Regions from separate parts of the Homo sapiens genome. Here region 1 is linked to region 2. The links are chromatin loops, found by intact Hi-C in ENCODE. Cell type or tissue: lower leg skin. All regions are shown on one strand.

The links. Peaks named below come from ENCODE experiments on the same cell type or tissue, not always from the same donor. Only the 100,000 strongest peaks of a DNase experiment are listed, where the experiment ranks them.
Region 1: it touches region 2 in a loop (4-fold over the local background); 70 of 110 quality-filtered maps call a loop at or near these places.

Annotation. Positions count from the first base shown.
Region 1 is chr3:45,764,071-45,766,570 of GRCh38, forward strand. It overlaps SLC6A20 (solute carrier family 6 member 20), which reads right to left. Exons shown (of 11, transcript NM_020208.4): 8 at 1,467-1,671. Among named protein-coding and RNA genes, the nearest start is that of SLC6A20, 31 kb to the right of the region's middle. In lower leg skin, no CTCF peak of the experiment used is centred here; a DNase peak (open chromatin) is centred at 1,561.
Region 2 is chr3:45,920,021-45,922,520 of GRCh38, forward strand. It overlaps FYCO1 (FYVE and coiled-coil domain autophagy adaptor 1), which reads right to left. Exons shown (of 18, transcript NM_024513.4): 18 at 1-1,820. The coding sequence ends at 1,745. Among named protein-coding and RNA genes, the nearest start is that of CXCR6, 22 kb to the right of the region's middle. In lower leg skin, no CTCF peak of the experiment used is centred here; a DNase peak (open chromatin) is centred at 1,241.

The DNA.
Region 1 (2,500 bases), 160 kb before region 2:
TCCTGCATGTCAAGGAATGGTGTTTTCAGAGACGGAGTAGTGTAGGCCACAGGGTCCTTGAGGCACTGCCTGATTGGAGTGGAGCAGATGGGCCAGGGAGTGAAACCATGAGAGATGTAATTGGAAAAGCCAGCTCATTTCCTAAGATCTGAAATGTCCATCAACAGCAGAATGGATAAAGAAACTGTGGTATGTCACCTTACAATGGATTATTGTATAGGCACAAAAAGGGGCAGACGATCGCTGCTCGAAACAACATGAGTGGATCTCACAGGTAGATTCTGAGTGAAGACAATAGACGTAGAGTGTGTACAATAGGACTTCGTTCATATGAAATTCAGGAACAGGAAGGCCAGGCGCAATGACTCATGCCTGTAATCCCAGTATTTTGGGAGGCCAAGGCAGGCAGATCACTTGAGGTCAGGAGTTTGAGACCAGCCTGGCCAACACGGGGAAACCCCATCTTTACTAAAATACAAAAATTAGCCAGGCATCATGGTGTGCACCTATAATCCCAGCTACTCAGGAGGATGAGGCACGAGAATAGCTTGAGCCTGGGAGGTGGAGGTTGCAGTGAGCCAAGATCGCACCATTGCACTCCAGCCTGGGTGACAGAGTGAGACTGTTTCTTTAAAAACAAAAAAAAAAAAAAAAGGAAAAAAACCCCTAAAATGTAGAAGTCAGAAATAGAGGTGAACTCCAGGGGTGCATACTGCCTGGGAAGGGGTGTGAAGGAACTGTCTAGGGTGTGGAAAATGTTCTGTATCTTGACCTAGGTGGTGGTTCCTTGGGTGGATACATATGTAAAATCCACTGAGTTTGTACTTAAGAAATGTACACTTTATAATGGTCATACTTCAGGCCAGGTGTGGTGGCTCACACCTGTAATCCCAGCACTTTCGGAGGCTGAGATGGGCGAATCACCTGGGGTCAGGAGTTCGAGACCAGCCTGGCCAACATGGTGAAACCCCTTCTCTACTAAAAATACAAAAATTAGCCAGGTGTCATGGCGTGCACCTGTAATCCCAGCTACTCGGGAGGGTGAGGCAGGAGAATCACTTGAACCTGGGAGATGGAGGTTGCAGTGAGCCAAGATCACGCCACTGAACTCCAGCCTGGGCAACAGAGCGAGACTCCGTCTGAAATATATATAATATACTTCAATGAAAATGAACAGAAACAAAATCGAGTTCTCTCCTAGCCTGGAGAACTTTGAATGTCAGGTTGGGGAGTTGGGTTGGGGTGGCCACTTCACTTCCCTGTGATGTGGAGAATGGAACGCACAGGGTGAATCACATGGCCCAGGTCCCAGGTTGTGAGAAGACATGGCAGGACCGTGGTGAGGTGGCTGCAACCCCCTGTAGCCACCTGAACCAGCCCATGACCCCTGAGGGAGCTCTCCCCTGTTCACCCCCACGCCTTGGCCCTCCTGACCCCTGCCTCCTCCACTGGCTGGCCCCGCTGACCTGAGATGGCCTCCTTGGGCAGGTGGCTGGAGATGATCTTGCTGTCTGTCAGAGGGGTGAGGATGGCCGCTGTGTTCCCCAGCATGCTCCCAATGCCCAGCATCAGCAGCATGAAGAAGTAGAGCACCGACCACAGCTGGGACACCTCCATGTTTTTAATGGCCTCTGTGTAGACGATGAATGCCAGGCCAGTGCCCTGGACGGCCTGCCCAGGGTGAGAAGACACCAGTTACATGCAAGAGGGACTTATAGTCTTATTCACGCACTCAGTACTAAGCAACATGGGGGACCTTGGAAGTGGCCATGAGAAGCCACATTGTGAGGTTGGAGCTTCCATCTGCAGATCAACCCCTTACACTCAGCTGGGCTGAAACGAAATGGGAGCTGCCAGGAGCTCATATATGCAAAGCACGTGAGAACTTGTAGCCAGCCTGCAACACTGAGTTCCCCTCTCCTGCCCCAACTTACGTACATTCTGGATGAAAGATAATAAAACAATGGATAATTTCTGCTTCTAATGTGATGACCGACTAGGTGTCCTGAAACCTCCGTGGCTGGGACCTGAGGAGGGAGGGCGGGGCCAGGGCAGCAGGAAGCAGAATTGTAGGGAGACAGCTTGGTCAGCAGGCAACCAGGAGGGGCAGGTGCTCAGCGGTCACGTCCCTGTGCTGGTAACTCTGTTGCGGAAATGTTAAACTATGGAAATTGAGGCTGGAACTCCTGCTTAAAGACAAATCCCCTAAGGGGCTCAAAAGGGATAATAGGTTGTGCGTACTCTCTGGCTACCCACAGAAGAAGCAAAAACAAGCCCTCCCTGGGTAGAAGCCCCCCCACCCGGTTTAGATGCACAGGATTCCCAGAGATTGAGCAAAGTGCTCATAAACAGGGATTTACAAACCCACAAGGAGAGAAGTCACTATGAGTGAAGAACTAGCAAGATAAGAAATCAGATTTAGAACATCCCTCCCCGAGGTGGCAGATGTTGGACTGTCAGATTCAGAATTGCTATGGACTGAACCATGTCCACCTGAAAT
Region 2 (2,500 bases):
CAGCTTTTCTCTGGGCAACCTCTTTGAAAGGTTCTATTCCCTGTTCCCCATGCCTTGCTTAAAAACTGACTGGAAGTGCTCAACTCTCCTGTTTAAAGGTCTGAGTCCATTCCAGAAATGACCTCTTACTTGTGGCCCCACAAAAGTCCTCTTTGTTGGTGGTGAGGTTGTGGCTGCTGGTGTGTGGTGGGTTTGGGGTCTCTGTTGGACTTGGCCTGGAGTCCCTGACCCATTCTCAAGCCCTCAAAACCAGCCAGACCAGGGTTATGACAAAGAGAAACTTTGGGAAATGTGTGACTGGACTTAGGTCACAAGGGTAGCTGGAGGAACTGCCGGGCCCAGCTCTCAGATTCTCGGATAGCCTGTCTGGTGCTCTCTCCCTCACCCCTGGCCAAACTGGGACCTTTTGTCAGATGCTCTGTTCACCCATGGAAGAACCTGGGGCCTGACTGCAGGCAGCTGGTTCCATGAACAAGGGACGAAGAGCTGTCCAAGGTGAGCTATCTGTTGTTGGGGAAGAAAAGGACCACAGAGAACAGGGAAGATTAAATAATTCTTGTCTGGGAATAGGGAACAGGATCTCTCTGCCTCAAGGGGGGATGTCTCCTGGAGGTCTGGTGTGGGCTGAGCAGTGGGAAGTGGGCAAATGGGCTGTTGGGGAACCTGTCAGGAGGGGAGTGGGGCCCAGGGATCCATCATGCCTCTGTTTACTCTGTTACTTTGGTTCTTAAGTTATCAAAGACTTTTGTTAAGAAGGCCCCAATGTTTGAAAGTGGTTCTAATCCTGGCTATGATCATTAGTAAACATGTCTGCAGGTGGGGCAGAAGCTCTTATTTATATAAACAAAAGTGGGCCATCAGCTGAGGAGTAGCTCTAAAGCCAATGCACAATCCTGCTCTGTGGTCACAACATCCACACTGGCTGGCATTTGGGCATTAGATGTAGTGTACACACAGCCATTGCAGGCCCCAAGTACAGTGGGTTTTGCTCTTGGATTATCTTTACTTCTGATTCTTAGGGCAATGCTTTGAGCTGTGGAGAGGTCTGGCTGAGTGAAGGGCTTTATTTGAGGACAGAATCACCCAGACAAAAGGGCCAGAAAGAGAGTGCAGCTTAGAGGCCCCTCCAACACTGCTGAGTTCTGGAGCAGCCTCCAGCTTACTGGGGCAGTGAGGGACAAGAGCATGACTGGAGGAGCTGGTCAGGATCTCCGGGGGGTCCCCTGGCACCGACTCGCATGATGGCTGTGTACCTCCTTTTCCCAGGAGTACCTGAGGGCGTCACAGCCTGAGGATTCACAGGGCATGGCCAGTGCACCCAGCTCAGTCTCCAACATGCAGGGCCCTGGTGGGGCAGGGCAGAAAATCTCTCCACAGGCAGAAGTTGGAATCACCCCTGCCCGTGAAACTCTCCACAAGAGGCCTGTAGCCAACTGTGCTCCCAGGAGAGGCTGATGGTCTCCTGGGTGTTTAAACCTTTGGCAGAGCATCCCTTTGGGTGTGACAACAGCTGAGTCTCTACTTAATGGAAACATTGCCTGAGCCCTTCAACGCCTCGGGGGCTAAGAGTGGCCGGTGCAGAGTGCTGAGCACAAAGTCCTCCCCAGACACCGCCTCTGAGGGGCAGCCCAGGGGCTGAGTTGATGATTTTGGAGCAGCTGACTTTTTAAAAAAATGCTTTATGTGACAGGTGAGGAAGAGCAGTGTTTCCTGTGGATGAAGTGAAGTTACTGAGGTGCTGAAGCTACAGGAAATCACTTCCATCGTAGATCACAGGCCGATCAACCGTCAAGTGATAAAATACCTTTTTAGAGACAAACCTGAGGAAACAGAAATGGAAAGGGAGGGTGTTACCTGAGAGCTGAAAGTCCGAGGGGTGGCAGCTGCTGCTGAGGCCTCTGTGGTCACTGCAGTGACCTGGCTGGGTGTGGGTGCTGGAGCCCCATGCCCCATTTCCTGTCTGTCTAGTGGAGTTCTCTCCCTGGGAGGGTCAGAGGGTTTCGGGACATCACTGTGGACTCTCCTGAGGCTTGGGTGCAGAAATGCCCTTTTGATCACAGGCTGTGAATATCACCTCCCTCACCTGGCTGCTCTGAAGCAGCTGGTGGTGGGGACTGCACAGTGTGTGTATGGTGGTGTGAGGAGCAGGCAATGGGAGGAGGCATATGGTGGAGGCCAGCACGGATTTTTTCCTACTCGGCAGCTAACTCAGTTCTGATATCCATAGTTTGGAAATCTCAAGTAGGCCCCTGAGATGACCTCGATGGGCCAAGGCCAGAGTTTGTCACAGCACCATGGCCACCTCTAGGGATAACTGGGAGCCTGCTCGGGCTTGGGACGGTGCTCTGCCCTCATCACATCTCTCCTTGGTCTCTCCATCAATCCACAGTGTGGTTGCCACTGCAGAGTAGGAAATGGAGACTCAACTAAGGGCCGCTGGGGGAAGAGCAGAGCTTGGGCCTGGTGGTCCCCAACCCATTCTCCTAACCACTGCCCTATC